4 separate regions of the Mus musculus genome follow, and regions 1, 2 and 4 are each linked to region 3. A link is a loop called in an ENCODE intact Hi-C map of the cell type or tissue named here. Cell type or tissue: heart. All regions are shown on one strand.

Evidence for each region. Peaks named below come from ENCODE experiments on the same cell type or tissue, not always from the same donor. Only the 100,000 strongest peaks of a DNase experiment are listed, where the experiment ranks them.
Region 1: it touches region 3 in a loop (2.3-fold over the local background); 5 of 42 quality-filtered maps call a loop at or near these places.
Region 2: a loop joins it to region 3, with 10 times the contacts of the local background. A loop is called at or near these places in 35 of 42 quality-filtered maps.
Region 4: it touches region 3 in a loop (2.3-fold over the local background); 3 of 42 quality-filtered maps call a loop at or near these places.

Annotation. Positions count from the first base shown.
Region 1 is chr3:90,286,857-90,294,856 of GRCm38, forward strand. Gatad2b (GATA zinc finger domain containing 2B) reads left to right here and starts at 6,325. Exons shown (of 11, transcript NM_139304.3): 1 at 6,325-6,568. In heart, a CTCF peak has its summit at 3,926 (motif pointing right); DNase peaks (open chromatin) are centred at 6,145 and 6,855; H3K4me3 peaks cover 2,876 bases; H3K27ac peaks cover 3,041 bases.
Region 2 is chr3:90,408,871-90,416,870 of GRCm38, forward strand. Ints3 (integrator complex subunit 3) reads right to left here. Exons shown (of 30, transcript NM_145540.3): 4 at 6,623-6,736; 5 at 6,288-6,372; 6 at 4,660-4,726; 7 at 2,331-2,475; 8 at 1,128-1,257. Among named protein-coding and RNA genes, the nearest start is that of Ints3, 21 kb to the right of the region's middle. In heart, no CTCF peak of the experiment used is centred here; a DNase peak (open chromatin) is centred at 3,951.
Region 3 is chr3:90,462,907-90,470,906 of GRCm38, forward strand. It overlaps Npr1 (natriuretic peptide receptor 1), which reads right to left and starts at 2,960. Exons shown (of 22, transcript NM_008727.5): 1 at 1,889-2,960; 2 at 905-1,104; 3 at 229-342. The coding sequence starts at 2,597. In heart, a CTCF peak has its summit at 3,765 (motif pointing left); DNase peaks (open chromatin) are centred at 2,055, 2,105, 3,195 and 3,455; H3K4me3 peaks cover 2,902 bases; H3K27ac peaks cover 2,276 bases; H3K27me3 peaks cover 4,213 bases.
Region 4 is chr3:90,261,038-90,269,037 of GRCm38, forward strand. Crtc2 (CREB regulated transcription coactivator 2) reads left to right here. Exons shown (of 14, transcript NM_028881.3): 11 at 1-66; 12 at 1,414-1,677; 13 at 2,134-2,320; 14 at 2,443-3,088. The coding sequence ends at 2,663. It overlaps Dennd4b (DENN/MADD domain containing 4B), which reads left to right and starts at 4,198. Exons shown (of 28, transcript NM_001356483.1): 1 at 4,198-4,524; 2 at 6,376-6,715; 3 at 7,206-7,458; 4 at 7,711-7,780; 5 at 7,951-8,000. The coding sequence starts at 6,399. In heart, CTCF peaks have their summits at 4,044 (motif pointing right) and 4,243; DNase peaks (open chromatin) are centred at 4,064, 4,714, 5,514, 6,494 and 1 weaker place; H3K4me3 peaks cover 2,258 bases; H3K27ac peaks cover 2,754 bases.

The DNA of each region.
Region 1 (8,000 bases), 180 kb before region 3:
GGGAAACAGTAGCAGCTGAACAATCCTATCACCTGCATTAAATTGCAGCTCGTTTTTTACATAGACCATAATTTAAACTTCTCCTTTGAACTCTTCATCTATAATTCATAGATGCACAATGAGTCCTTGGGAAGTGAATCTACTTCTTCCCAAGATCATTGCTACTGTCCCTGAGGGCAAAGGACCATAAGCTCCAGTAGTTATTTTATAACACTGAATTTTGGGGGGGTAAAGATATTTACCTGTGTCCAAGTCTCAAGCCATGCTGCCTATAGTAGAATGCATTAAATCTTCAATGCCCAGAGAAAGTTTTTGGTCTGTATGTCACTCCTTGGCTGAAAGGATTTGTACTTTTTGTTTGGGGGCAAGGCTTAAGTTAGGCCTCCAAGGCCATTTCCGGATAAGAAATAAAATTTCCTTTTGACCTACACTCATTGGTCCAATGGCACTCCTTGCCACATAACCTGCACACCCCAGGAAACCTAGGCATTCTTTCTGGTTTATATTTAGGAAAATTATTGGTTTTGAAGATGCGTTGTTCACAATTTTGTTGTAAATGACCATATTTCCCACAATTAAAGTACCGGGAATTTTGATATCAGAGACCTCTAGCTATAACTTGACTCATGAGACTAGCTAACATGGTACACATTAGAACCAACATCAGTCGTAACTCTTATCCACTAGCCCATAAGTGCTGTTCTTGACTTTAATGGTCTAAAAAATTTTTTTTTTTTTTTTTTTTTTTTTTTTTTGGTTTTTCGAGACAAGGTTTCTCTGTATAGTCCTGGCTGTGCTGGAACTCACTTTGTAAAGCAGCAGGCTGGCCTCGAACTCAGAAATCCACCTGCCTCTGCCTCCCAAGTGCTGGGATTAAAGGTGTGCGCCACCACACCTGGCTTAATAATTTTTTTACATTTGGATTTTGCATTTTCATGTGCCAAGGTCTTTATCAACAACTGTCTTGTCAGATTCTTATACAACTTTGCTTACAGCTGAGACTAATCTTTGTTAAAAACAAAACCAAAACAAAACCAAAACAGCCACAGCTTCTCCAGAGCCTTATATAATCTTTGTAAAAAGGCCATGGTTTCATATAGAATGCACTTGCTTTATATGACAAATTCTAAATAACTGGGCTACTCATCGTAGAATTACTCCCCAAGACTGGAAGGGATCGGTGACAGCTGTAGTAGAGGCTGGTCTGCAGTTGCAGTGGTTGACATGGTGGAGGGAAGAAGCTGCGAATACTGAACAGCAAAATGGATGGAGGAGAATGACTAGTCAAGGAGCAGTCGCTGGGTGACGGGGTACTCTAATGGACAGGAACAGATGCAATTTTCTGTTGAGATTATACCTTTCGCTTGAAATGGCCTCTTTCGTCAGCTTGTCCTCCCACTTTCTCAGCTTTTCTCTGACCCTACCGCCCTCCGGTGAAGTTTCTTTTCCTCTTCCTGCAGGAAACTCCTGCTCTTGGGATTGAGCCTTTGTTCTTTTGGGGTGCTTCTTCCCAAGTGTTTCCACCTCCACCCACAACCTCTCAGAGTTGCACCTCCAACTCTGCAACCCTTCAGAAAAGTTCTTTTTGTATATGAGTACACTGTAGCTGTTTTCAGACACACCAGAAGAGGGCATCAGATCCCATTACTGATGGTCATGAGCCACCATGTAGTCGGTGGGAATTGAACTTAGGACCTTTGGAAGAGTAGTCAGTGCTCTTAATCACTGAGCCATCTCGATGGCCTAGTCAGCCATCATGGGGAAGAGAGGCCCCTTGGTCATGCAAACTTTATTTTTTTTTATTTTTATTTTATTTTTTGGTTTTTCGAGACAGGGTTTCTCTGTATAGCCCTGGCTGTCCTGGAACTCACTTTGTAGGCCAGGCTGGCCTTGAACTCAGAAATCTGCCTGCCTCTGTCTCCCAAATGCTGGAATTAAAGGTGTGCACCACCATGCCAGGCCTCATGCAAACTTATATGCCCCAGTACAGGGGAACGCAAGGGCCAAAAGTAGGAGTGTGTGTGTAGGGGAGCAGTGCGGGGGGGGGGGGGGGGGAGGGTATAGGGGACTTTTGGGATAGCATTTGAAATGTAAATGAAGAAAATATTTAATAAAAAATTAAAAAAAAAATCTTGGGCTGGAGAGATGGCTCGGTGGTTCAGAGCACAGACTGCTCTTCCAAAAATCTTGAGTTCAAATCCCAGCAACCACATGGTGGCTCACAACCATCCTTAATGAGATCCGATGCCCTCTTCTGATGTGTCTGAAGACAGCTACAGTGTACTTACATATAATAAACAGATAAATCTTTAAAAAAAAGAAAAGTTGCTGGTGAGATGGCTCAGGGGGTAAGAGCACCCGACTGCTCTTCCAAAGGTACCAAGTTCAAATCCCAGCAACCACATGGTAGCTTACAACCACCCGTAACAGAGATCTGATGCCCTCTTCTGGTGTGTCTGAAGACAGCTACAGTGTACTTAAATATAATGAATAAATAATTAAATAAATTAAAAAAAAAAGTTAGCTGGGCGTGGTGGTGCACACCTTTAAACCCAGCACTTGGAGGCAGAGGCAGGCAGATTTCTGAGTTTGAGGCCAGCCTGGTCTACAGAGTGAGTTCCAGGACAGCCAGGGCTACACAGAGAAACCCTGCCTCGAAAAACCAAAAAAAAAAAAAAAAAAAAAAAAAAAAAAAAAAAAAGTTCTTTTATTTATTTATTTTCCCAGTTCAGCCTTTTGTTTGTTTCTCAGGCCCCTCCATTTCCACCTGCACTCTTTTTCAACTGCTCAGCCAGTCTTTCAACCTTTTTGAAATAAAATATAGGAAGAAAAAAGCAGAAAATTCCACCTGGAAGCAAAGCAGGAGATAGCCCAGTGGCAGCAACTGCAATAAACTACTTGCTCGCCTTTTGTTGTTGTTGTTGTTTTGTTTTGTTTTTTTCGAGACAGGGTTTCTTTGTATAGCCCTGGCTGTCCTGGAAATCACTCTGTAGACCAGGCTGGCCTCAAACTCAGAAATCTGCCTGTCTCTGCCTCCTGAGTGCTGGGATTAAAGGCGTGGGCCACCACTGCCCAGCGAAATTTGATTTCAAATGTAGGAAAGAGCAGAGGATTATTTTTCTTTTTAAGAGGCGAGCACTGGGCAGTGGTGGCGCAAGCCTTTAATCCCAGTTTTGTCTTTGAGCATAACCATTAAAAAATTGCAACTAAACTCTTCCCCCACCCTCCGAATCACTAATAACCACCAACCTTGACTCTCAGGGCCCTTGAATTTATATATCCTTTGAAAAGTTCCCAGAATTCCAAATGTCACACAATCACAGGAATTATCTGCAGCTGGCAAAACCACAACTCTGCTAGAGCAGGAGGCAAATCATAGTCAGCTGCTGTGGGTAGTCTGCAGCAGCCCCACATCCCTACACCTGGGATTAAAACAAGGGCACATTCCTTTAATATTTGTGTTTTTTTTTTCTCCCCAAAGAAACCCAAATTCCAGAATTCTTACTACAGATGGCTCTTTAGACAGCAGAGGAACTTTGCATTGATGATGGACAAAGCTTTAGTCAAGAAGAATTTCTGGCCGGGCGGTGGTGGCGCACGTCTTTAATCCCAGCACTCACATCACAGAGTACGTGCCTGGTTGAGTGTACTGTAGGACTTCTGTAACAGTAAACCTTAGATCTACACTAGGTGCTTTATCCTTTGTTCAGTGACTCAAGAGAGTCAGCAAAAGCTGAAGATGATGGAGTTAAAATATAAACAAGCTGAATTTGGAGCTAAAATCGTGAAATCATTGGAACATTAGGAAAATTCTTATAGTTCTTGAGTGTATATATCAAATGCTATATTTTTATAAAAGTGTATTTTGTGTGTATAGATGTTTTGCCTGCATGTGTGTCTGTTTACCACTTGTGTGCCTGGTGCCTGTGGAGGAGGCCAGAAGAGGGCATCAAATCCCTGGATTACAGAAGCCACCCCATGGGTGCTACTTGGTCTTCTAGAAGGACAAGCAATGTTTTTTTTTGTTTTTTGTTTTTAACTGCTGAGCCATTGTTTCTCCAATCCTGAATACTATATTCTTGTTCTTGGCATGGCCCAGAATATTAAAGGTATGTTATTTTATAATCCAAACAATAAGCCTATGAGTTATATTCAGCACTCTCCTTGTACAGTTGGGTGAACAAGAGAATAGATTAAAAAAAAAAAAGGAATCTGTACTTGTACAACAATCATAGAACTGGTTAGGTTCAGAGCCAAGATCTAAACCTAAATACTTTAACTCAAGGTTATGTTATTTATTTATCTGGACACAATACTTGAATACAAATAGGTTTTTTGTTTGTTTAACCTTATAATACAAACTAATTGTATGGTCCAGGTCTGGTGACTCAGTATTGTAATCTCAACACTTGTGAGACTGAGGCAGGAGGATTGCCACAAGTTCAAGACGGTTTTTTTTTTTTTTCAAGACGGTTTCTCTGTGTAGCCCTGGCTGACTTGGAACTCACTCTGTAGATCAGGCTGGCCTCGAACTCAGAGATTCACCTTCCTCTGCCTCCCAAGTGTTGGGATTAAAGGCATGCACTGTCATGTCCAGCTCTCCATCATAATTAACTTTATTTATATAATTTGCAGTATTGGGTTTTGAACATGCTAACTAGTATTCTAGGACAACTCTTGTTTTTTGTTTTTTTGTTTGTGTGTTTTTTGAGACAGGGTTTCTCTGTATAGTCCTGGCTGTCCTGAACTCACTTTGTAGACCAGGCTTGCCTCAAACTCAGAAATCTGCCTGCCTCTGCCTCCCGAGTGCTGGGATTAAAGGCGTGTGCCATCTCTAGGTCAACTCTTAACAAATTAATTTTTAGGTATTTACAAACTGTGTTTTCCTTGCATGAATGTGTATGCACTGTAGGAGCCCCTGGTGCTCAGGGAAGTCAGAGGGGTGCTATGGAGCCCTTGAACTGGAATTACAGATAGGTACCTGGGTCCTCTGAGGAGCAACAAGTGCTTAACTATTGAACCATCTCTTCAGCCCCCCTTTAAAGGAATCTGAAACATCTTCATATCTAGCCTTGGCTAACCTGTGACCTCAGCATCCCAGTGGTGAAGTTACATTTGTGCACCATCATGTCAGGCTTACAATTTTATTTCCATAGTGATTTGAAAAAATGTCTTCTCTACTGTCTCTGGCACTAGTTAGATCTGACTTTTAATCATTGCTCAGTTGCTGTCTACCTTTGGCAAGTTGCTTAATCTGACCCTGTTCCTTAGTACACATGGGTTAAAATCTCAAGTCTGTCACATGTGTAACTTTGTCTTTTAATCGATACCTTATTGTCCTCATCTGTAAGATAGGATGGCCAGTACTTGCCTCACAGAGAGTAAGAATTCATTGTTCTTGTTCCCCCAAAAAGTTATTATTCTTTCAATGTGTTTATTTTTGTGATAATTAGTTCTCATTTCTAGGGCGCTCAGAAAGAATATTCATGGTGTTCTAGAAACGTAGAATGTAGGCGGGTCTAACCTCTTGGAGGAAGTAGGAGATAGCCAGGCTAGCAAAAGAACCCGGGCCTTGACTTAGCTAGTGCAATAGGGTGGGGTGGGAAGCTGTATCCTCACTGTGAACAGAAAAAGACCAGATCCCAGAGTATACACCATAAATTCAGTACATTTAGCTAATTGTTTGTTTTTTCTTTGTGCTGTTACGGTACAACCAGGAAAGGACCGGTCAGAAGTAAATTAACACACGAGTCCCAAGGCCTTGGGCAGAACGGGGCAGGCCACACCCCAGAAAGACAAGGCCAGAGCTCCTAAAGCTAGTCCTGTCCTTAAATTCATGGATTCTGTCGCGATGAAACACCACCCACCCAAACACAGAGCCCAGCGCCGTTCCCGGTCTCCATCTTTAGACGAGAAAGAATGAGAGCCTGTCAAAGGAGAATCCCGGTTTTAAGAGACTAGGTGGTACGGCGGCTGCCAGGGGACCAAAACGTCTACAAGGTAAAGCTGCAGCCTGAAGCGATTTTTTGACCCCCGACACTTAATGGGCTGTCGAAGACCCGGATGTGTCTGGGACTGGCCGAGGTACCCATTAACGCGCCCCCGCTAGACCATCCCCCTTCTCCATTTATGATTGGATTTTCTTAACGCCAATCACTACTTCTCCAGCCACCCATTCCTCAAGGGTGGGGTGAAGTCTTGGTATCCCGCTTTCAATTGGTAGGAGCAAGAAGAGGAGGGCGGGTAGCCGGCTAAGTTCCTCCAATGGCCGTCGTGGCGTGTGGTTAAGGCGGAGTCAAGGCGCTTGGCAGCTGCCCAATCAGCGTCCTTGTTTGTGTGGTGCCGCCGCCGCCGGTGCAGCCGCCGCCGCCGCTGCTGCCCCTGTCTGTACCGCAGTGTCTGCTCCGCCCGCCCGCCCTCCCCGACCCGGCCCGCCCCCTCCCCCACCCCCGCTCCCGGACCCGCCAGTGGGGTCTGGATCCCACTGTGCCGTCGCCGCCTCCTTTTTCGACGCCTTCACAGCCGCCTGAGGAAGCGACCTGGTCGGGAGTTCCGCCGCCGCTGCCAGGTGAGGAGCTCTGGCCTAGGCCAGCCTGGCCGCCAGCCCGCCAGCCCGCCAGCCCGCCCGGGGGCGGTGAGGAGCGACGGAGGGAGCGAGGCTGCGAGAAGGCGGCGGTGGGGGAGGGGAAAGGTGGAGGGCGGGGGGAGGGGAAGCGCCCGCGAGCCGACGCCCGCCCGCGCGCCCCCGCCTGGCGTCCCCTCCCCCAGCCCGGCCCGCGCGCCCCCGCCTCGCGCTCCCCTTCACCTCTTCCCCTCCCCCCCGCGCGCGCGCCCTGGTCTTTCACTTAGGCCTCGCGCGACCCGGCTGGTGTCCCTTCGTGTCTTCGCTTTTTACTCTTTCTCCCCTCCCTCGCTCCCCGTTTCCCTCGCCATCCCCCTTTTCACTCAGTACCTCATGCCCGCCATGCTCCCCTCTTCTCCGGAGCGTCCTCCTCTCCGTGTTTTTAACTCTCCGCCCCCAGTAGTGCCCTCGGGGTGCGGGGGCCGCTCCCTGCACTGAGTCCTATGTTTGACGGCGGATAGGACGAAAAGGGGATCCTTAAGGGTGGAGGAAGCACTGGATAATTATCTTTATTGGGGGGGGGGACAGGCTCAGGAGTGCAGAACCTTACCCCTTTATTTCGTCGTCCATCGTTCCCTTGCCCTCCGTAAGAAAAGGGAATTGTCTTGACTTGCGTGGGTTACTTACCTCGTGTAGCAACTAAACCACCCATTTTCTCAGCTGGGCTTCTGGGATTCGCTGGATCTGTTTCCCAGTTCACTTCTTGAGGGTTGATGGAACTAGAACTTACTCTTCCGGACCAAGTCGGGACTTAGAGTACTTTTTGCCTCCTTGGGCTCAGTTACCTGAAGGAGCTAGTTACTCCTGTGAATGAAGAGATTTAGGTGTTAATCGCTGTCCCGGACAGCTTCCCCGCTCTATAAAGGTATGGTGCCCTCTTTGAGTTCATCCCCAGCACCAGATTCACTCTAAGCATAAGATGTTCCTTCGTAAGGACTGGTCCTGAGATGGAGGTGGCGGCTTTACTGGTGGGTAGGTAGCATGTGGATGCTGAAGTTAGCAGTGTTTCCCTGTTCTCTTCTGGAGAGAACCAGTGTTCTCATCTGGTAGTTACTTGAAGGGCTTTTGTGTGTGTGCTTCAGAGGTGGGAATAATATAAATTAAATCATCTTTTAGCAAAGAGAGGCAGTGTTTTCATGCCTACCCAGCAAGATTTGAAATAGTGCTTGAAGTTGGAGTAAAAGTAGGTTTTTGATCCATGTGGATTGGAGAAGAGCTTTTGTAGTTTTTTGGAGCCGTTCCTTTTCCAGAAATTATAATTTAAATAGACAACAGATGAATGTGGCACAGATGAAAATAAGAAGAAATCTTCCCCTTCCACCTCTGTCCTCCAACCATCTTATCTTTACTACAGCCATGACTGAAGTTTTTTGGCCTC
Region 2 (8,000 bases), 54 kb before region 3:
ATGAGATCGTAGGGCTAATATGATTGCGTGGCAAAGCCACAAACATTGCAATCAGAAAGACCTGTATCCAAATCCTTCCTGTTATTTACTGTGTGGCCTTCAGCAAGTGACTTAATCTCTCTAAACTTCACTTTCCTGTGTAGAAAGTGAAACATCCATCTTAAGGGCTGTACAGATAATTAAATGAGCTGGCACACACCCTCTGACAGAGCCAGACAACCAGACACATGCTTAAGGTATTAGCAGAGTATCACACAGTAGCACTGTCTTCTCTTTGTCCTCACTTCCCAGGTCCTAGATGACAGCCTTCAGCATGTGTGTGCACACACATTTGTGTTGTGCAGAACTGTTGGAGGCGTTGGGGGGTGGGGGGGGGAGAAATGAAGCCTACAGAGTTGCTGTTCAAAATACAAAAGGATTCTGGGTAAGTCAAAAGGACAAGAAAAACCCTGTCAGGAGAAAACATACAAGCATGCAAGAACACACCCTCTGGACTAAGAGGCTAGGGCCATTTCTTTTTCTTTTCCACAGCTCTAGAAATCAAACTGAGGACACTGTAGGTGCTTTATCACTGAGCTACATCCTAGAGGCCCATCTCTTCCGGGACCAACTGGGCCCTCTGCTGACTCGGCCATATTAGTTTGCCCTTTGACTCCCTGTCTACCACAGCAAAACTGGAGACTTGGCCATCACCTTGACAAGGAACAGTGGAAGAAGAGGACAACATCTTTCTGTCTCACGATTGTCCTTTAAATGTCTTATTTTAGTTTATTGCTGCATAGATGTAGATGCACACACGTCACAGTGGGTGTCACATGTGCTCTGGTGACGGGATTCCGGCCATCAGGCTTGGGGTCAAGTGTTTTACCTACTGAGCTATCCTGAGGCCTTGTCTGATTTTTTCTTTTTTTTTTAGGAGCAGTGGCAGCTGAAACCAGTCATGTAGGCCCTAGCCAGAAACTACATGAACTGTTCTGCGCCTCTGCCATTCCCACACCCAGATGAAACTGGCATAGTGTGTCCTATCTCAAGCTTTCCCTGACTATCAAAATCTCTCCTAGGCCAACTCTGCCCCTTCAAATCCAATCAGGACAACAAGGACAGGGCATACCCAGGGGCTCACTTACCTGTAAACTGAGGACTCAAGGCCTGAGGGTTATGGATGATATCTTTCCACAGTAGTTCAAATTCTGGTATCCTAGCAACATTCTGAAGTAATCTTACAAGGTCCCGGCCAATCATCAAACATTCCATGAACTAGATAGGAGGGAGATTGGAGAATGGGGAGCAGGAGAGAGAATAAAAACATGTATTGCTCCCCTTCTGGAGGAAGGACAAAAGAATAGCATGTTCTATGGAGGACAAAAGAAAACGTCCTATGAAGGAACCCTAGATGATTTGTCTGGAGCAAGGGACTGTTCGGGGAAGAGAGGTGGAGGCTGGGGACCATCACAAGGATAGAGGTGCCTGGGAAGAGCTGGACCACACAGACTCTTAGACCATCAGGTCCCCTCTCTCTCCTGATTCTAAAAGTATGAGGCTGGGAAGGAGCATCCATATATCCTACCCCAAAATTCATTCTGTCTATCAGAAAAGACAATTTGTCATAAAAGAAATTATCTGTATCTGTTTGGTCTAAACAAATACTGATTAATGACATGTGCCTATACAATTATGTGAATGCATTTTGAATTTTTTTTAGAGAGATTTTTATTTTATGTGTATCAGTTTTTGCCCACATGTATATATGTGCACAACATACCTACAGAGGCCAGAGGAGAGTGCTAGGTCCCCTGAAACTGGAATTCTATATGGCTGTGAGCCACCATGTAGGTGCTGAGAACCAAATCCGGGTCCTCTGTGAGAACGGCACCTGTTCTTAACTACTGAACTCTGATCTGATATTTCTTTTAACTAACTTTTCCTATGTAGTCAGTGTCCTCATAGCTTAGAGTTAGAATATCTTTCTTGGGAGAAACTATAGTAAATAATTCGTAACCACCCAAGTAAACACAACAATTACTTCTGGGGGAGGTGAGATTCATGTAACAGTGGACACACAATAGCAGCTGTCTGTTGTACAACAATGTAAGCTGGAACGGACCAGAAAAGCCCTGCGGATGGTGGCATTATATCTGACATTTCTAGGAGCAGGGGGTATTCCACTCCGGTTCCCTGTCCTTTGCTCCTGAGCTGTCCAGGGATGATGAAAATACCACATCTGAACCACCTGCACCCCTAACAAGGTATCTCTGGCCCAGAAGCATAAAGGCCACACGGACACCACATCTTGGCATCACTTCCTCATACTGTTTGTCCTGTTCCCTTACCCGTTCCCGAAGCAAGGAGATGCAGAAGTCAACTTCCTTCTGCCGAAGGGTCTGGAGCTGGGCAGTCCCATGGTGGTCCACAATAAGTCGGAGGTACGTGTACACAGCCATGGCAATGAGGATGCTGCTCTTCAGCACCCACTCCCTGCAGGAAGGGAAGACACTGCACAGACTGCTTGCCTAGACCTCCTCACCCTCATACTGCTGTGATGACACACACTGAGAACGGCTTCTGGCTTCTGAGGGTTTCACTCTGGCTGTTATACCCGACTATGAGTTGACTAACAGGTAAAGGTAACTAATTTCCCTCACCAGACAGATGCCTCACTAAGGTAGGTACCAAATGAAATCAGCCTCCTATAACATAAATACATTCACAGCTACCAATAAAGTAGCTGTGCTTGTTAACTCATTCAACCGCCAGAGCATATCATAGCTGAAGCGGTGTATGTTAGGCTTGGGAGAGAGGTAAGCTCCATTTTTCCTGCTGAGCTATGGAAAGTGTTTTCGGTCAGTAGTTCTCTTAAGTATGATGCAAAGACCTCTGGGGATTTCTAGGACCTTTCCAGGCCCTGGAGTTCTTAGAACACATTGTGCTGTGCTGTGCCTCTACCAGGTTTATTACGACAGCCCCCAAACCACAAACCTTTCCCAGGTTCTAACCATTCACCCCACCCTCAGATAATTAGTTGCCTGCCCTAACCCAAAATCGGGGAGGATTTGGGGGTGTAGGGGAGACATCTGATTTTAGATGGCAAAGCCCATTTCCCCAGTTTCAGAATTTCCGTGGAAAACAGAGTGATAAAAACATTATCTGTTTCCCGCTGCTTCAAAAGGGACAAAGGTAAAGGCTCAGTGGGGAGGGTCTAAGTGCCAAGTCGGCTGTAATTGCTTTGACACCCCTGCTGAAAGGCAGGGAGCTAGAGGAAGAGTTTAATTAATATAACCAGGCAACTTCCTGATTCAGGAAAAGTAATCAAGCTACTTAATTAACTAAAAGGCCAAGGCCTCTTCTTTTCTTCTTTCTTTTTCTTTTGTGTATGTGTGAGCTGTTTTTTGAAACGAGAGTCTTGCTATATAGCCCAGACTAGACTTGAATTCAGAGTAATTCCCCTGCCTCAGCCTCCCAAATGCTAGGATTATATGCATGCACTACTAGGCCCAGTACTGTCCTTTTGTTTTCACAAAATGGAAATGCTAGCCAAGGACATGCACTTCCTTTTACCCCACATCCCTGAAATACTGGGAGAGGTTAGGAAAACAGGGTGGTAAGCAGAACACAGGCTTCAGTGCCAAGGTGTTCCCTTTCACCCAACGTGTGAAGGCTCAGGCAGCCATGCGGCTGCTGTGTGACCCTGCATGGGAAATTCAGCTACAACAGAATCTGACACGAGGGACATTATGAGAAAAATCACTTTGGAGGAAGGTCACTAGCAGAGGCACAAATGTGCCATGAGGATGGCACAATGAAGAGGAGAAGCAGATGAAAGGGAGAGCCTCTCACCAAAGACAGCAGAGAAACACAGAGACCAAGAGAAAGAAGCAGAGGCCAAGTAAGAAACTCCTAGGAAGTCCCACTGCTAGTGTGATGACCAGCCCCAGGGCAGCTGCATAACTGGATCCAGGCCACGAGGTGGCACTACAGAGCAGGGCTGGGCAGAACATAGCTCTCGATTATGAAGAAACCATCCTTTTAATCTGAAATGAATATGAATTTTAGGCCTCTCAGTCATTTGGCTACTTGTTGTCTTTACTCAGAAAGAGTCACTAAAAGAAGTGATGCAGAAACTGGGACCCTATTAGCATCAAGGGGAAGCCACAAGCAAATTTACATACTAGAAGGGCCCTCACACAGCCCTTCACTTTGTTGGAGAACAGGAGCCAGAAGTTCAAATGTGGCCCCATGTCACTTTATAGCAGGATTCTCTGCTCCCTAGTCACCTACATTGGCCCTGTGACATTCCAAAAAAGAGCATGTGCTGGCCTGAGGCTGGGAGGGAGGAGCGTATGGTACCTGCCAGGCTCGTGTGGTTGGCTGGCCCCTCTGCTGAGCTCATTTCCCTCTCAGTCCCCCCAAACATAAACATTCCAAGGAGGTCTGGGTCAAAAATAAACCCTTATCAGATGAGACCAGATTTTCTGGGCTCTGAGATATTTTAGCAAGCGCCTTCTTTCCCATTCCTCCATCTTTTGACCTTAGTTCTCCATCTGCCACCATCAGGCCTGCCACACCTTCCCCTGGCCTCAGAGTGCTCTGAGCCACCAGCCTTTCTTTCCCATGTCCCATACTCACACCCCTCACAGCCCCACCCTTCATGGGAGACTCTACCTCTGCTCCGTCAGGATATCCAGGACACTTTCTGCCAACCAGATATTTTTGGCTGTAACATCGCCACCTGATTTCAAGGGGTGGGAGGGGGAAGAATCAGAATACAGTAGCTCTAATTAGCAACTCAGCTAATCGAATAAATCTCTTCAGTCATCCCGATGGTCCACTCTCCCACCACTATTGCCCTGAATGCTAGAATAAACCGTTCTCTCTTTTAGGATGTAAACATTTTCCCTTTGCCTTGAGAGAGAAAGAATGTTCTAGAACTGCTGCCCTCCCCCCCAAACCAGAGAGGATGATATTGTTCTATCCACCAGAACTGCAGAGGTAATGCTTTGTCCTTGAAAAGTGATGACTGAGAAAAACAGACCTTAGACGCCCCAGCTGAAAAGGCGGTATCTGAACCAGGGCCTAAAAGATGCAGGCAGCTGAGAGCAGCTGCAGTCTACTGTCTGAGAGTCAGGGTGGGATTCAGCATTCTGACAGGCTAAGGGATATCTATACACCAGCCTTTGGATCTTGCCACTGAAATCCCTGGAGCAGAATTAAAATGCAGTGTTGCCAGATAAAAATATTGGAATGAGAAATGGGGCTGAGAGTGTCAAACAGTTAAGAAAGTGCCAAGAAAGAATAAAAATAAATACTCAGCACACCAAGGCTACACATTGCTCTGGATCTCAGTGAAAAACAAGGTTAGTGTTCACCTAGTTGCATCACAAAGATTAGGGCCATACATGTGACGCAGTGACATCAGTGTAAAGAGAAAATCCTGAAGAAAATGCACAGCACAGCCAGGTGCCAAGGCAGGTAAGAAGCTGTCGCAGGAGGACTGTGGGTGTAAGGCCAGCATGGGCTACATAGCAGGACTTGTTTTATTTAAAAAGAAAAGGGGGGTGGGGGGGAGGGAGGAGCTGGACACGGCATACTCCAGAGGTGGAGTGCTTGCCCAAACTCACGAGAACTTAGGTACAGTTCTTATCGCCACAGGAAACAGAACCCAGACGCTGATGGTGAAGCAGAGCCACAGAGTTGGCCTCATTTTTATCTATTATTATTAATACTTTGCTTTGTTTCTTGTTTTAATCAGGAAAACAAAATGCAAACAATCTCAAAGCAGGAGAGGTGGCCTGAGCAGACTTTTCTCATATTCAGTATTTCAGAAAGATGTCACGGATTCGAAGATTAGAAAAACCCTAAATGTCAGGGACTATTCCGTGACACTGTCCCTCAGACTAGCTCCAAAATGCCAAAATCACTAGCGACCCAGTGTTTAGAACAGGGGCAGAGTCGGGGAAAGCAGAAAGGCAGAGAGCAAATGGCTTCACTCGATTCTCTCTGCACCCCCTTCCTGATCTAGCATGCTGCTCAACTCGAGAGAGATGAGTGGCTAACACAGACCAAACCTGGTCAGCTCTTAAGTTAGCAGGAAAGAAACCAAGGCAAGACTCACTAATCCAAAGACCCCTGTGATTTTCTGATCCATTTTCTTCTGCAACATATGTGGCCAGGAGACATCTACACTAGGGTCCAAACCGTATCACTTGAGTTCCTCACGGGTACTCAGCCCTTGCTTAGACTTATCTCTGGGCTCCTTCCCTTTCTTCTAGTGCTCTAGCTAGCAAGCTTACCTGCAATCTGCTTCATAAATGTCATGCAAACGCCATCAGCTCCCAGAACTCCACTCTTTACTAGTTCCCGAACCAACCACACCAACTAAAGGAGAGAAAAAGACATTCAGAGCAGAGATGTGAATTTGGAAAAGGAGCCAACTCAATTGTGCACAGTTTAGATGCACAGTAACAGAGCTGCCTCCCCAGCCTCTCTTTAGAAGGTTCACCTCCAGCCTACACCTCTGAGCTGTTTTCTTTTCTTGTTTGGAGCTGGAGCTTGAATCTAGGCCTTGTGTGTGCTAGGCACATGCTCTAGTGACCCTCCAGTGCCCCCTCTTTGCTTTTGGCCTCACCTGAGTACGGCAGGTATCTTGCAGCTTCAAGTACTTCTCCATAAGTAGCTGGTTGATCTTGTTCAGGACGATGTTCATACCATCACGACTCACCAGAGCCAAGTCCCGGTAACACTGTGTGGAATAAGGTTCGTGAGTAGCCAGTGAATGGAGATGTTGACCCCACAGCAACCATCCAACCCCAAAGCCTTCCTCTTACATAGAAACACGAGGATACTGAGAGGCAACAGAGAGGCAATGGAGCACTGTGTTCTCCATTCTTTCTTCTACAGGGCTCCTCCATTGCAAACCTACCCTCTTCTGCCTCTTGGATTAGGGAAAAAGGACTAAAAGATTCTCTAATAAGGCAAGAAAGTCTGCTGGGCAAAGCTCCTAGTCCTGTCCTTGTCCCCCAACCTCCCTTTTCAGGAAGTGTCATACTGTTTGATGCCACAAGCTGAGCAAACCCAGGTGGAAGCCATCTGTGTTTTATCTGCCAGTAAAAGGTCACTGAAAAATGGCTTTGGGTGAAAGTCAAAAAGAAACCCAGAGGTTTCTAGACATGCTGTAACCCAGCCAGATGCAGCAAAGGGAATATAAAGGGATCGGGGTCTGGGAGAAGGAACAGAAACAAAACTGTAGTTTCTTAGTTTGATATAGTTGTACGTGCCTATAATTCATCCCAGCATTTGGTGGTTAAAAGAGTGATCCCAGCACTCAGGAGGCAGAGCCAGATGAATCCCTGTGAAGCCAACCTGGTCTACAAAGTGAGTTCAAGGCTCGGGTTATATAGAGAAAGCTGTCTTACAACAACAGCAGCAGCAGCAACAACAATAACAAACTAAAACAAACCACAAACCTTTATTTTTATCTGTGAGTGTGTGGGTCAGAGGAAGGCTCTGTGTGGCAATGCTTTCACCCACTCATCCCCTTGCTGGCACCCAAACATGAGCTTTATTAACTAAATGACTTCTTCTGTTCTCTGAATGACCTTTGCTTTTGCCAAGTATTGACGTGTTGGGGAGTGGGGGGCTTAGCATCCTTCCCCCTGGAGATACGGAAGTGTACAAGTTTCTTCTGAGTCACTGCTTGCCTTTCCCTCAGACCTTCTTCTACCCTGCTTCTCTTCAATGAGTTCAGGCCTTAGGGAACCTCATTAGCTGCCTGGTGCACCTGCTGAGTTCTATCCTGTCATGGACTCAGCCAAAAGGGTAAAACTTAAGGAGACATCAGCTTCTTAGCTACAGAGAAACCTCTGTAATCTCAGCATTTGGGAGGTAGGAGGAAGACCAGGCATTCAAGGCCATCCTCAACTACAGAGAAAGTTTGAGAACAGTCTGAGCCACCTGAGATCCTGTCAAGAAGGTGGGGGGTGTTATAATAGTGACATAGGGTCCTG
Region 3 (8,000 bases):
TATGCCACATGCATTTCCCTGAGGAGGACTTTAGGTTCAAGGGTTAATTTTGCCACTGCTCCCCCTCCACCGTCAGGAGAGATACAGATAATAGGCAGGGAGAAAGGGGAGACTGGATGCTGGGATGCCTGAGAGAGCAGGCTAGAGTAACAGAGAGCCATGAATTAGGGTCTGGAGAGGCGCACTGGAGGAGCCTAGGACCCTCCCTCTGCCCTCCCACCCCCCTACCAGGCCATCCTCCATGGTGAAGTTGAATTTCTTGTCAGCCAAGAGTTTTAGCTGCTTCAGGAATTCCAAGTACTCAGGATTATCGGGTTCTTTGTAAGTAATAATTTTGGCAGCCTAAGGAAGGAATCATTGAAAAGAGGAATGGTAGGAGCTGACTCCAGTCCTTCCTGTATCCTGGAGTCATCTGGGGTCCCATCTCCCAGACCAGCCTGTTTAGGTTGGGATCAAGTTGAATGGCAGAAGCAAGAGAATCTTTGAGTTTGAGGCCAGCCTGGTCTGGATAGGTTCCAGAACAACCAGGAAAACACAGAGAGATTCTGACTCAAACAAAACAAAACAACAACAAAACAAACAAAAAACAAAATAAATAATAAATGAGACAAAGATCGAATGGAGCCCTGTGTCCTGCATGAGACGGCCCCTGTGCTTGAGCAAAAGGATTCAAGCGCTGTCTGGTCCATGGGTCTTCAGTATCCTCCTGCTTCAGGCCTATGAAATTATCTGTTTAGCCTCCGGACTCTGAAGTCCCTAAATCTCATGAAGTGCATGGTTCAGCTCTAAGACTATCAAAAACCCGTTTTCTGGAATTATTTCAGATACATAGGGGCAAAGTGCCCAGAAATGATGTTTCAATAGCTCAGAGTCCTACACCTGGGCTCCAAATCTCAGCACTCACCTGAAAGGCCTGGCGGGCTCTCCTATCCTGCCCATCGTCTCTTTCCCAGGGCTTCCTGGGAACAGGGCCCTGAGCACCCTGAAGGCTTTGCCCAAACACATCCAGGTGGAAGAAAACATAGTCCTCCCCAGTCAGGCCAGCATCCAGGGCCAAAAGCATCAGATTCCTGAAGGCATCCGGAGAACTGCAGATGTAGATAACTGAAGGAAAAGGAGGAAGAAGAGGGGAAGGCAGAGGAGGGGAAAGAGAGAGGAGAGAGAAAAAGGGGAGGGAGAGAGAGAGAGAGAGAGAGAGAGAGAGAACCACATGAATGAACACACAACACACAAAGTACTACAAAGGAGGGAATTCTGATTTGTAGTCTCTAAAGGATAGCAACTCCTGGCTCAGTCTTGGGCCTTGTCAAGAGAATGTGAAAGGTGGGAGAAGGAGGTATGAGGGATAGGAAGAGAGAGGAATGGGAGGAAGAAAGAGAAGGTGGGGCAAGGTGTGTGTGTGTGTGTGTGTGTGTGTGTGTGTGTGTGTATGTGTGTCTGTACATCTGTGTGAGTGTGTGTGTGTGTGTGTGTGGGGGGAGACGAGGACCAAGACTGCAGGAAGAATCAGAGAATAACCAGCCAGAGAAGGGACATGAGAGCTCGAGAGCTCATGTGGGAGCAATAGAAGTAACTGGAGGAAGAACGTGGTAAGTTAGAGGGAAAACAGCACGGAGAAGAGCCAGGAAGCTGAGGGCGCAGTAGAACTAGGCCCTTCAGCGCTTAAGTCAAGAAAGTCCGCAGCAGGAAGGTCACGGGAGACAGGAGGGGAGGGGGAGAGGGAAGGAATGCAAACCCGGCGCAGAGAGAAAGAACTAGAAACTCTGAGGTAGGAGTTGGGCAAGACTCTAAGAGGAGGAAGCCTGGCCCCCAGAGGCGGAATGCCAGGCTGTGGACTGGCCGGAGATCAGGCCGCGCGAGCCAGCCGTCTGGTGGGTGCCAGCCTCACCTCTGCCCTTGCGCTGCACGGTCCGCAGTAGCTTGGTGTAGTGGTCCGGGTCGCCCTCGACGAACTCCTGGTGATTTACTGTGATGTTGAGTCGCTCACGCACCCGCATGTACAGCCCCTCCACTATGAAGAAGCACGGCCGGTCGTCGCCCAGCCGATCTGCATAGAGCACAAGCGCCTGGTGCTCCCAGCCCAGCCGTCGATGCAGCGCCGTCACGAAGTCGCCCAGCTTGACATGGCTGGGTCCTGTGCGGGTGGTTAACGCGTACTCATCCTTCACCCCGATGCCCAGAGCCGGGGCGCCAGCCGTCAGCAGCGGCACCCGCCAGTGCGCGGTGAAGCGTCCCACCGGGGCAGCAGAGTATACGCAGCCGGGGCCCAGGAACACCGCGGGGCTGTGCTCCCACTTGAGATCCACCGCGGCCAGCGGTGCAGCGGTGTCGGAGCAGACGCCCGCCGCGTTCTCGCTGCTGCCCAGCACCATACGGACCGTCCAACCCGGCAGCAAGTCCGGCCGAGCCTTCACCCTCCCGAGAGCCAGTTCCACCGCCGGCCCTACACGCGCCCAAGACCACGGGTACGAGGTGTTGGTCAGCGGCAGCACCACGGCCACGGTCAGGTCGCTCGCGTGGCCGCTTCGGAGCAGCAGCAGCGGCGGTAGCAGCAGCAGCGCCCTTAGGCGCGGACGGACGCGTCGGGAACCCGGCATGGCCTCAGCGAGCGCAGCGACGGAGCAGCGCTGTCACCATGGTCTGATCGCCGTCCTCGGGCTCAGAGGCGAGGGTCGGGAGTCAAGAGCGCCCGAGCCGTAGCGAGGGAGGGGGCTGGGTTGAAGCCGCAGCGGCGAGAGCAAGCTGCCTGCCGAGGCTGCGACTGTCCCGCCGTCGAGCAGGAGCGCGGAATTGGGAGCGTCCGAGAGCGGAGGGTGCTTTAGAGCAGGTGAGAGCGAGCGCAGCACCCGAAGGGAGTCCGTGGAGAGCGAGAGAACGAGAGGGCGATCTAAGAAGAGCGAGGGGAGCGGGTGCGCCAGCGAGGAAAGGGGAGTGTGCGCTCGCGCTTGCCCCAGGAGTATGCCAGAAGGGGCGTCCGGCTGGCCCAAGTCTCCGGCCGTTCCGGAGGCGGGCGGGGGCGGGGTGGGGGGGGGGTGGGGGGGACGGGACCACAAGGTCCCGAGCCAGGCAGCGAATCCTCCCCTCCCAGATTCGGCGACAAGAGAGCCGGGGGAGCCAATCCCGGTCCTTTAACTCCTTCCTCCCAGCCCTGACTATGGCTGGTTCCCACCCTCGCGTGCGCCAGTTATTGCTGACCCTCTTCCCGCCGCGCTGTCCCTGCGCAAGGTTTCCCTCCCTTGGCAGCACCCGCGGGCGGGGCGCCTAGGCCGCGGGGGAACCAGGACTGAGGAAGGGTGTGAGGAAGCTGCCCCCCCTCGCCCCCTCCTATACCCCCCTTTTCTACCTGGCTCCTAGGGAAGAGGAAAGTAGAGGTTTGTTTGGATCTTGGCCGGGAAAGGTGTGTGTGGCTATAGGAGTTTGGGAGGGTTTCTGGAAAAGGCAATCAAGTAGAGGCGAGCCAGAGTCCGGGTTACCCAGTCCATCAATGAGTACCTCCCCTTTCTTCTTCGCCGCCTCCCAGATCCCGCAGATTAACAGAGCAAGATGACCAGGTGGGAGGGTGGAGTTAACTCTTTAGTTCCCCAAATAATGATGGAAACTGGGGAGAGAGAGTGGGTGGCTAGAGAAGAGATGTAACCTCGTGTGAGTGTTTTGTGTGGAAGATCATTAAAATAGGACTGTGAAGTTCTGGTTGGAAATGACCACGGGAAGAATAAATGAAGGAGCGAGTCTTTGGGACGGAACGCCATGGGATTAGTCTGCCCTCTAATGGTTATCCGCATTCATTAACCGTATTGCGCCATCAACTTCGCCAGCCTTGAGCCCGAACAGGATCTTAAGGTCAGCAAACATTTCAAGAGGACCAGCTGTGTCAAGTGCCAGTTAAATGCTGACGGCATAACGATGAAATATATAATATTATTATATATGTTTTGAGGACAAATAACCATAACACAATATACTTTAAGCACTGGAAAAAGAGACAGGGATATGCCCAGAGACCGAGATGAGAGCTATTAATTCTACCTGGATTGGAGCCAGGAAAACTTCCAAAGAGAGAAAAACTCACCGAGGGTCAAAGGATAAAAAAGGGTACTTGGGGCTGGAGATATAGTTCAATAGTTAAGAACGTTTATTGCCCTTCCAGAGAACCAGAGTTCCGTTCCCAGCACCTACATCAAGTGGCTCATAACCATTATTCCAGCATTCCAGCTCCAGGGGAACCTCTGGGGATCTCTCTCTCTCTCTCTCTCTCTCTCTCTCACACACACACACACACACACACATACATCTGGCATACAAACACATATGTATGATTTAAAATAAATCTAGTTAAGAAAGGAAAGAAAAAGGTATTATGTGGAGAAAGCAAACTGTTGAAGTCTATTTTCTATACATGAAGAGTTAGGATTTTTTATGGAGGCAGACTTGCAGTCTCTTTGTTTTATTTAATTATCTTTGTCCATACTAATTTTTATTTATTTATTTATTTATTTATTTTATTTATTTATTTATTTTTGGTTTTTCGAGACAGGGTTTCTCTGTGTAGCCCTGGCTGTCCTGGAACTCACTCTGTAGACCAGGCTGGCCTCGAACTCAGAAATCTGCCTGCCTCTGCCTCCTGAGTGCTGGGATCAAAGGCGAGCGCCACCACTGTTTGGCCTTAAGTAGTTTTTCTTACATATTAAGACTCTGTGAGTATATCCATCTAAATGGAAAGCCAGAGGCATAGGGTCCCCTGGAGCTGGAGTCCCAGGCCGTTGTCAGCCATGCTCCCAGGTGCTGGGAACAGAACTGAAGCCTGCAGAGGTGAGTCCTCCTGACTACTGGGCCCTTCTCTAAGCCCCTGATTTAAAAAAAAGAAAATTTGTGTGTGTGTGTGTGTGTGTGTGTGTGTGTGTGTGCGCGCGCGCGCAAGTACCTTTAGAGGCCTGAAGAGGGCTTTTGATCTCTTAGAGCTTGAATTTCAAACAGTCGTGAACCACCCCACACAGATGTTGGAACCTAACTTGGACAAGTCCTCTGTAACTGCAGCAAGCTCTCTTCTCCACTGAGCCATTTCTCTATCCCCCCTGCTTTTCCTGAGATATTGAAAAGCTAGCCACATAGGCCCCATGTCCCTTACAGCACCATCAATGGGAGCAAGTGCCCATGGCCTCCCTGCTGAATCATCACGGTTTCTACCCACATTACCACAAGTGCAGTATCTGACTGCTATAGGAGGCTGCATTGTTAACCCTGAGCTGGGAAGTGGGAATGACTGAGTGGGAAGTAGGCCAGAGGAAATGAGGTCAGTAAAGCTTTTGTGTGACAGGTGCTTGTTATGTGGTAGGAAGCAGAGTAGAGTCCCCATGTAGCGGCGCATGGGGGATGGAAGCTGTTTTGTAAACAGGGTCAGTGGGACTCTGAGGAGAGAAGAGACATTGACCTCTTTAGTCGATAAACTAAAACAAGAGGTTTGGGTGGATGGTAATTTATTGAATATGCAGTGCCTATAGATACCAAGTAGAGGTTCCCATATGCTTCTGGTAACGCTGGAGTTTGGGAGCAATGACTGGATTAGAAACATCGTTAGGTCATTGAATTCTTGTCAGTATGGTGGACTAAATCTGGAGCTGCAAATAGCTAAAATGTTGGTTGAATTATTTTTTAAAGAGTTATTGTTATATGTAAGTACATTGTAGCTGTCTTCAGACACATGGGAAGAGGGCGTCAGATCTCATTATGGATGGTTGTGAGCTGGGATTTGAAGTCAGGACCTTTGGAAGAGCAGTCAGTGCTCTTCCCGCTGAGCCATCTCTTCAGCCCGAATTATCTTTTAAAGGTAAGCGAAGATAATCTACTCAGGAAGCTTTTAGTGGCTGTTGGTTGGAGGTAAAGTTCTAGGGATAAGGCCTGGGGCTGCAGTGGAAAGAACAGATGATCAGTATTCCCTTCTTCCTTCCTCCCTTCCCCTTCAACAGCATTCACACCGCCCTTCCAACATGTCTTCAGGGTAGCAGTGCCCTCATGGACCTCAGAAGTCCCTCCTTCCTGTATCCCCTCATCCACATGCCAGTGAACAAAGGTACGCTTTGCACACATCAGGTCAAACTTGTGGTCTGGGTGATCCCAGGCCTCAGCAATGACACCAGTGCTGTTCAGCATGCACACAGCTCACTGTGGCTGGTCCGGGTTTCTTCCTCTGGGAGAGGTGTGTGCCAGCCTTGAGGCCATTGGAGTATGAGACTACAAACTACATGCTGTACATGGTCTCAATGGTGGCAGACCGAACATTGACATCTTTAGGAACCACATCACCAGACCATGTCAAGCATCAAACCTCCGTGTTTACTATGGTGAGGTGACTTTTTAATCATATGATTGGCTAGCTCAATGTAAGTACTTGTGATCTTTGCAGAAGAACCTGGGTCCTGATAGGCTTTCTCAGCAGAGTAGACGGGCATATGTAGGAAGGTGGAAATGGAAGTCTATCAAATGGAAGGAGGACAGTGATAGAAGATAGAAACTGCCTACGGTGACAATTGAGGTTAATGTAGGTTGGGTGTTCAATATTAGGGTTTCTATGACAGATGTCATAGACGGTCTCATTGTCTACCATGAAAATACAGTCAGAGGGCCGCAAGATAGTGACGGTGGAGTTGTAGGGTTCAAAGACAGCCGTGAAAACTCGGGGCTGGCTAAGTGAGGAACTCCAGCTGTAATCAGCATGGAGACGTTTAGCATCAAGGAGAACCTAGAACCATTTTCCTACCAAAGGTATGGAAAAACAGGACTTGAGCCCCTGCTAGTCAGCCCGTAAATCCCATCTAAGTCAGAGTCATTGATCTCATCGTCCATGGGTAGTCCTTCTTGGCATAGTTACTGGCAGCATTTCCCTTGCCTATAATGAACTGCTCATGATGGGAAAGCTGGAGGTGTGTCAGTACAAACTCCATCTTTAAAAAAAATTTTTTTTTTATTAGAACACACATGATATGCACTTACTGATAAGTGGATATTAGTCCAGAAACTCAGAATACCCAAGATACAATTTAAAAAACACATGAAACTCAAGAAGAAGGAAGACCAAAGTGTGGATACTTCTATCCTTCTTAGAAGGGGGAACAAAATACCCATGGAAGGAGTTACAGAGACAAAGTTCGGAGCAGAGACTGAAGGAAAGACCATCCAGAGACTGCCCCACATGGGGACCCATCCCATATACAATCACCAAACTCAGACACTATTGTGGATGCCAACAAGATTTTGCTGACAGGAGCCTGATATAGTGGTCTCCTGAGAGGCTCTGCCAGTGCCTGACAAATACAGAAGTGGATGCTCACAGTCATCCATTGGATGGAGCACAGGGTTTCCAATGAAGGAGCTAGAGAAAGTACTCAAGGAGCTGAAAGGTTTTGCAGCCCTATAGGAGGACCAACAATAAGAACTAACCAGTACCCTGAGAGATCCCTGGGACTAAACCACCAATCAAAGAAAGCACATGGTGGTCTCTAGCTGCTTATGTAACAGAGGATGGCCTAGTCATCCATCAATGGGAGGAGAGGCCCTTGGTCTTGCCAAAGTTCTATGCCAAAGTACAGGGTAATGCCAGGGCCAGGAAGTGGGAGTGGGTGGGTTGGGAAGCAGGGGGTGGGGGGAGGGAATAGGGGATTTTCGCAGAGGAAACTAGGAAAGAGGATAACATTTGAAATGTAAATAAAGAAAATATCTAATTAAAAAAAATAAAAAGATTTATTTATTTATTCATATGAGTGCTCTATTTGCATGTATGCCTGCATGACAGAAAAGGCCATCAAATCCCATTATAGATAGTTGTGAGCCACCATGTGGGTGCTGGGAATGAACTTGGAACCTCTGGAAGAGTAGACAGTACTCCTAATCACTGAGCCAGCTCTCCAACCTGTGGGTCTCATCTTTAATAACTGTTGTCAGCACACACTTGTCAGCACCTGTCTCACTAAATGAGATATTGAAGAAGTCATCTCCTCCTAATGGTC
Region 4 (8,000 bases), 200 kb before region 3:
TCCCAACAGCAGCTGCCCAAACAGTTTTCGCCAACAATGTCACCCACCTTGTCTTCCATCACTCAGGTATGCGTGGCCACCTTCCCTCCATATGTCTCCCTTCTCCTTCCCGTGCCTGCCCCTGTCTCATCCATCCCCTTCCGTTCCTCTGCCCTGTCCCAACCCATCTTGTATCTCTCTTTCCCTTCTTCGCTTAAGAGTACAAGCTCTGCCATTACACCTTTTGGTTTCACATCATAGTTCTGCCTCTTGATACTTGGCTTTGTTCACGTTATTGAACTTCTCTGAGCCTCAGCAGTTTCATGGTTTTGTGAACATCGGATGCAGTAACATACACTGAGTATTCGGCATCGGGCATAGCACAGGTGCCAGTGTAGCTTATCCATTGGCCTGTCTTTGTTCTTATCCTTCCTTTGCCAGTTCCGCTCATCCCCCATCACTTCTGTTCTGGCTCATCCCTCTCCTATTTCCCCTACGTCAGTGGAACTCATAGAGCCCGAGAGTCTCAGACCACAGAGCTCAGTCCTTTCACTCTGTATAAGTGAAAAACTTGGTGCCTGAACTGAAAGTAATTTCCCAACATTTGCGCAAATGGTGGAGATGGTGTCTCATGTAGTTCATCTGGCCTTGAACTCAGGATATAGTTGAGGCTGACCTGGAGCATCTGATCCTTGCTGCATCTGCCTCCTAAGAGCTTGGACTACAGGCATGAGCTACCTTGCCTAGCTTTCTTTTCCTTTTTCTTTTCAGACTTGCCTCCGTGCTAAAGTTTTCAAATCTTTCTCCTGTTCTTCCTTCCCCTTATTCTTTTCCTCCTCTCTGCCGTCCTCTGCCCTACTCCATGGCTGTTTCCTGGATGTATGTTCTGTGTTCCATCTGTACCCTCTCCTGTAGGGAAGCCATGCCAGGGAGGGCACTTCTCCTTCCACATCTCCTCTACTTCTTCCTCTCCTCCCCTCTGGTCCGTGAAGCCCCTCCAGGGCTTCAGAACAGTAGTGGTCATCCTCCCTGTGGCATTAACAGTCAGTCTCTAGTGAGCTGTCACAAGGAACCAGTTACTGATACCAGGTACCGGGGATTAGGAACAGTCACTTACGGAACGGGTTTAAGATTAACCTTGCTGGGCTTAGCCTCACTGAGCACCTACATTTTAATAGGCATTTTGTGTAATTTCCACCAACCCCAGAGATGTGCGTGGAAGCCTAGGGTGGTGTTGGCTTGGGGGAGAGTGGGGAGACAAGCAGAGGCAGTGCTCTTGCCTCCAGAGTGCTGAGGTTACAGGGGCCGCACCAGTACACATGGCTTGGAGCATTGTTATGTTTGTATTGAGGACAGGTACAGCTTACAAGGTGGGGAACTCTTAAGAGTTCTTTTGGGGGATCACACTAAAGAATAAATTTTCTCCCTTTTCAGGGCGTTCCCTTGGATACCAGTAAATTGCCTACTGACCAGCGATTGCCCCCATACCCATATAGCCCCCCAAGTCTAGTTATACCCACCCATCCACCCACCCCAAAGTCTCTACAGCAGTTGCCCTCTCAGGCCTGCTTAGTGCAGCCCTCAGGTGGACAGCCTCCAGGCAGGCAGCCACATTATGGGGCACTGTACCCACCTGGGTCCAGTGGACATGGGCAACAGCCTTACCACCGCCCAATAAATGACTTCAGCTTGGGGAATGTGAGTATGCAAACTCATAGTTCTGAAATGGGGGATGGGGGTGGGCTGAGGGTGGGTCAGTTACTTGAGTGGTCACTGGTATGCTGAATTGGGAGATATGGGTGGACCTCTTTTTCCCCTAGGTAACATAGCAATGCCAGCTTGGGGCTCCTGTCTTCCTGTGTTTGACCCCTACTCCTGCCCCTCTGTTTCTGCTCAGCTTGCTCTTTGATGACTCCTGCCTTGACCCGTTCTCTTCCTGGCATGCACATGCTCTGGCCCAGCAGGTACGGTGCCCACACTTTCTTCGGGCCCCGTGCTCGCTTCTGTTGGCTCTGCTTGCTATCACCTCCTTCTGTCTTTGCCTCTCTTCCTGGGTGGATGGGGCTTGCTAGGCAAAGGGGACATATCAGCAGAGCTAGGCAGGACACCCTGTTCTGAAGCCCACTTCCTTAAGGTCTGTCTGTGTGTCCCTAGCTGGAGCAATTCAACATGGAGAGCCCATCAACCAGCCTGGTGCTGGATCCCCCTGCCTTTTCTGAAGGTCCTGGATTTTTAGGGAGTGAGGGATCAATGAGTGGCCCCCAGGACCCTCACGTCCTCAACCACCAGAACTTGACCCACTGTTCCCGCCATGGCTCAGGACCTAATATCATACTCACAGGTAAGGGAGTGTGGGTGCTGGTGGAGACTGGCAGGAAGAGTTGACAGCCTCACTGCTGTGATAGGAGCTTGAGGGGTCTGGAGGTGTGGCCTGAGATCCTTACCCACCTCTTGTACACACAGGAGACTCTTCCCCAGGTTTCTCTAAGGAGATTGCAGCAGCCCTGGCTGGAGTGCCTGGCTTTGAGGTGTCAGCATCTGGGTTGGAGCTGGGCCTGGGGCTAGAAGATGAGCTGCGCATGGAGCCACTGGGCCTGGAAGGACTAACTATGCTGAGTGACCCCTGTGCCCTGCTGCCTGACCCTGCTGTGGAGGACTCATTCCGTAGTGATCGGCTACAGTGAGGGGACCTCACTGCCATCCTTCTTCATGGCCCTGTCCCATCAGTCTTCATCCCTTCCCCCTGGCCAGTAGAGACTACTCTCTGCCCCCAGATCCTTTTTCTAATATGAATGAAGGATCCTAAAACTGAGGAAAGGGAAGGGGCTTGGCCAGGTGGCCCCTGAATGCTGTATGTCTGGTGGGCTTGGGGGAATTCAAGGGAGGGCCTAAAAGCACTTGTAACTTTGAAAACCGTCTGTCTGGAGGTCAGAGCCTGTTGGGAAGCAAGGTGTAGAGGGAAATCTTGGAGAGAGGGCTTGTCCAGAAGGGATGGGCACTACCAGCCCCTCCCTATTTCTCTTCCCCTTGCAATGGAAGAGAGAGCCAGAATGGATATTATTTTTTATTAAATATATTATATGTTAATAAAAAATCCTATTAAACCTTTTGTGTGCTTGGCTATTTGGTACATGGCTGGGGACCTAAGGAGGTTTGGTGCCATAGGTTCTTTTGTGTTGCATTTTTGTTTGTTTGTTTTTTGACAGGATTTCTCTTACATAGGGCAGACTACCTAGAAGTCACACGTGCCCGTTGGCACCTTGGCTTCCTTAGTGCTAGGGCTACGGGTGTGCGTTAATCCTCTCAGAACTTTTGTGCTTGTGCGGAAGCACCATTCTCAGATTTAGGTCCCAAACTGGATGTATCCTAAAGCCTATACAGACTTCACCGAGGCAGCAGGAAGTCACCTTATGTGCCCTTGTTTGTTTAAGGCCCTGCCTGCTGCAGCATCAGGGGATGGGGCACCGTGACTAGCCTGACAAGTTACTCTTCTGAAGCCCTGGGTAAGGAGAGGCTGTTGTCCCAAGTCACAGTTGTTTCTGTTAGAAAATCCTCCCCTCTCCTGGAGGAGGCTATTGCCAGTGTTGATGCTTCTAGAGAGAAGTAAGCAGGCCTAGCTGGCTTACTTGGTTTATGTTTGGGGGACCTAAGCAATCTCATGTTCTGAGGACTGTATGTCGATTCATCCATTTCACTGCTCCATTTGGGTTTAACGCAATAGATCCTTGGGAGACAACCATGTTCCACGAAGGCTTTGTTAGACTTCACCCAGCATAGTGAAAGGAGTGCTACACCTCCACTATTCGGCTTCATGCCTTTCTTCCTCTTTTTCAATGTTCTTGTCATTTCTCGAAAGAAGAACTGAGAGTTTCTGGCTCTGGCCAGTGGGTTCTAAACGTGGAAGTGGGGAGTCACCTGGGTTTCCCAGGTCTAGGTCTTCAGGGCCTTCGCTGTGGCACAGTGGCCACATCTGACGGTAGGGCAGGACAGGAGCACCGACTCTGACTTCGGGGCCATCTGGGGTCAGTGTCTTGCTTTTTCCTCCGGGTGGTGGGAATCCGCTTGGTTGCAGGGGGCCCTCCCAGCCACCAGGGGTCGCACTGCAGGCGGCAGGGTGTTGGGCCGGCGCTAGCCAGGGTCACGGCCGCAGGCCCGGGTGTGTGGGGGGGGGCAGAATAGCGGAGGCGCCCGCGGCTCCTGGGGGGGTGGGGGGCGGGTATGAGTGGAGAAAGCAGGGCGCGTTGAAGAGCTTGGGGTCCCCAGCAACGTGGGAGCCGGGAGGACCGCGCGGCTGGAACTAGCGGTGTGGTGTGGCAGCAGTCCCCGCGTGGCGCAGCGCGCGGGGACGCTGGGACCGCCCAGATCTTCTTCCACCGTGCCCGGCGCCCTCGGCTGCTGCTTCTTCCTTCAGCCCGGGCGCGAGCGGCTCCTAAGTCGAGTGCGCCATGTCCGGGGCTGGATAGCAGCCCAGCCGCCCGCCGGCCCGCCAGCCCGCCCTCAGAGCCACCCGCCAGCGGGCCGGCTGGGGAGTCCCAGGGCAGGCAGGTAGGGGCCGGACCGGGCGGGGCGGCGGGCGGGTTAGGGCGGGCGGAGGGCGGGCGGCTCCAGGGACTGTCCCCAGCTGTTCTACGCTGCGCATCTGGTTCCGCTTCCTCCCTCCCAGAGAAGTGAAAGTGGAGGGGAGGGCGCAACCCAGAGCTAGCTAGCTGTGCTCGACATCCTACAACCTGGAGCTCCCGCGGGCGCTCAAGCCAGAGCACCCCTCCTTCCCGCCTGGGTCACGCGGCTGCTGGCGCTGCTGCCGTCACGTCCTCGGCAGTCCCCGCGCGCGCTTCTCTCGGCCCTCCGGCCTCTTGCTCAGCCACCTCCCCCGCGCCGCGCCCTCTGCCCTAGCCCCGACTTCCCGTCATTCGGCATGTGGGCGTTGGGACCCAAAGTGGCTCCAGTGCCGTTGTTTTCCCCCAAGGGAGAAGGGGCTGCATTCTATAGGACTCTTCCCTGGCTGGATAAGGGAAGGCCTGGACACACAAGTCCTGTTGATCCGGGACCACCCACTTGCCTATAGAGGGTCTCATCTAACGGCTTTTGCCTACTGTCTGGAGCACAGAACTACTATTGGCCTGCAGTGGATGAGAGAGTGAGCTGTGTCCTGGAGTTAAATCAGGAGGCTGACGCTGACTCCTGGCTTCACCTCTCAGATGTAGAGAAGCTCAAGCTAAATTTAGCTTGAGTTGGGGCATGTGTGTCCAGAGGCCAGGTTGAGAAGACAGTCGGTTTGGCTCTAGTTCTCTGAGGAAGAGCGGGAGGTTAAATAGACTGTGCATCCTGGAGACACTAAAAGCTTCCCTGCCTTGCACAGGACCCTTAGTGGGAGGTCTGCGTTGGTCTGATGCTGTGCTGGCACCTTAAACAGTACTATCCCCCCCGCCCCCCCAGCGATACCACACACCCATAGGCTGACTTATGCTGAGCTAGCGACAGCTTCCCCTTCGCAGCCATTTCAGGAAGTAGCCTCCCTTCCCCTCTGAAGCACTCTCTCAGCCTCTAGCCCCTTGCAAGCTACCCGCCAGGCTTCTTCCCACCTTCAGCACCCTGGGGCACCTCAGGACTCTTGGGGCTTCCACTCCCCAGGGTCAGGCCATGGAGGCAGGTGAGATAAGTTACCAATAGGCTGTTGTGGCCCCGATTCTGTCTTGGGCTGGGTGGCGCGGGCATGGCATGACTGGAGCTGACTCCTACAGTCCCTTTGTGCCTAACTACAGACACCTAAGGATCCTGGAGATGGGAAAGTCCTGGTTGCTTGGCCAACTAGGTAAAGTTAAGCTAGGGAAAAAAAAGGATACTTGAAATCTGATGAGCAGAAGCTAAATCTTGGGTTTTGTAAGCCTTCCTAGGCATCTGTAAAGTCTTCTAGAAATGAAAGGATGGGTGCTTTAAGAACATTAGCTGCATCGGAAGGTTCTTGTGGTGTTGCTACAAGAGCAGAGACCTTTGACAAAGCAAAAGTTGGTGTAATGTGGTAGCCAGAGTGAATGATGTCATTGCAGGCCATTACAGAAAATACTGTGTTCTCTGAGACGTAATTGTAGCGGGCAAGGAGAGGCAGGCCTTTAAAGGAATAGGTGAGGAATATGTCAGTTGTGTGTTGTAGAGTGGAGTTTGGGTTCTTTGGGAAAAAAGGGCTGATGTCACTAAGAAGGAAGGACCTAGTGGTCTCTAAGGAGCTGTGGTGGAATATGAGAGTTTGGTGATGTCACAGGTGGAAGAATTCAAGATTGGCTGATCATTTATCCTTTCCTTAGAAGAACTAGGAAGAAGAAGGGGGGGTGTCCACTATCGTTGCCATGGGAACATTATCCTCTCTTGCTCCATCTCTTCCTCGATTGACCATTCCAGATGCAGTGAGTGAAGCAGAGGCCATGGCAGAGGAGCGGCCTCCCCGGTTGGTGGATTACTTTGTGGTGGCTGGGCTTGCAGGAAATGGAGCGCCTATACCTGAGGAGAAGTGGGTTCCCGAGCCTACCGGGCCCCTGCGCCCTCCCCGGCCAGCTGAACCTATTACAGATGTGGCAGTCATCGCTAGGGCACTGGGCGAGGAGGTGCCCCAGGGCTATACATGCATTCAGACTTCTGCGGGTGGCCACCCCTTGGAGCTCAGTGCTGGGCTCCTGGGTGGAACTCAACCAGTCATCTGCTACCGCAGGGGGCGTGACAAGCCCCCCCTCGTTGAGCTGGGGTACGTACCCCTATCCACGCTGGCACTAGAGGAAGCTGGGAGGGACCTTTGAATGAGCTAGAAGAGGTAGGGATATGGGTCAAGAGGAGGAATGTGGGGACCACAGCGGAATAGGCTAGAGGTCAAGAGAATGGGCTCACTGCCTTTGCTGCGGTCAACGTTTCCTCATCTGCAAAATGAGGATAGTGGCTCCTCTCTGGCTGGCTCAGAATATTAAATGAAGTAACCCGTGTGAGGAACTTTGAACTTTGCAGAGCCTGTTGGTTCTGAGTGCTTACTCTTGAGAGCTATGGAAGGTATGGGTTGAAGGGATGGTTACTGACTGAAGGGATCCTAGAGCACAGACCTAAGTAGGAAGTGGTGGGCTATACTACCAGGGTTTGACAAGGCTAAGAGAGCATGGCAGGTTTAGGAGACCAGGTAGGAAGATCCAGCAGGATCCAAGACTCTTTCTATCCTAACCCCTTGATGTCTCTACCCTCTGTGCCAGGGTGTTATATGAAGGGAAGGAACGACCCAAGCTTGGGTTCCAAGTGCTTGACACGACACCGTATAGCCACTCAGCCAATCTGGCCCCTCCAGGCCCCGGGCACCCCCGCACCTACCTCATGTATCGGCGGGCAGCAGAAGGGGCAGGGCTGCATGCCCTGGGCATCACTGACCTCTGCCTGGTTCTGCCCAGCAAGGGTGAGGGTACTCCTCATACTTACTGCCGGCTACCCCGCAACCTCAACCCTGGCATGGTGAGTGGTGCTGAGGTATTGAGAGCTGAAACCTGAAGAACTAGTGTAAGGGTATGGACATGGGGCGGCACAAAGGGTATTTGGGGGCCGAGGCCATTGACACCAGGCCAGATCAGAAGTGACTTGGTGGGAGGACTGGAATTAGGAACATCTTTGAAGACAAAAGATAACTAAAGGGAAGTAGAGAGAAGATGAATCCAGAAACCGATGTTAGTGATGTGTCTGCTTATCTCTTGTCATTTCTGGGGACAGTGGGGCCCAGCAGTGTACCTGTGCTACAAGGTAGGCCTGGCCAAGGCCAACACACTGGTGTATGAGGCAGGTGAGTGGCTTCTTTTTATGTCCTACCCTTTGACCCTCTGGCAACTTCAGTGACCCTAGAACTTACATCTCTTTGCCACTTAGCCCTTCTTTGGGATACTCGAGTTTCTTTACCTGGAATCAAATGGACCTTTCGCTCTAATATGTACTCTTAATCCTGCTGGGGTATAGAGCTGCTGGGCCGCTACCCAGAGGAAGACAATGAGGCGTTTCCGCTGCCC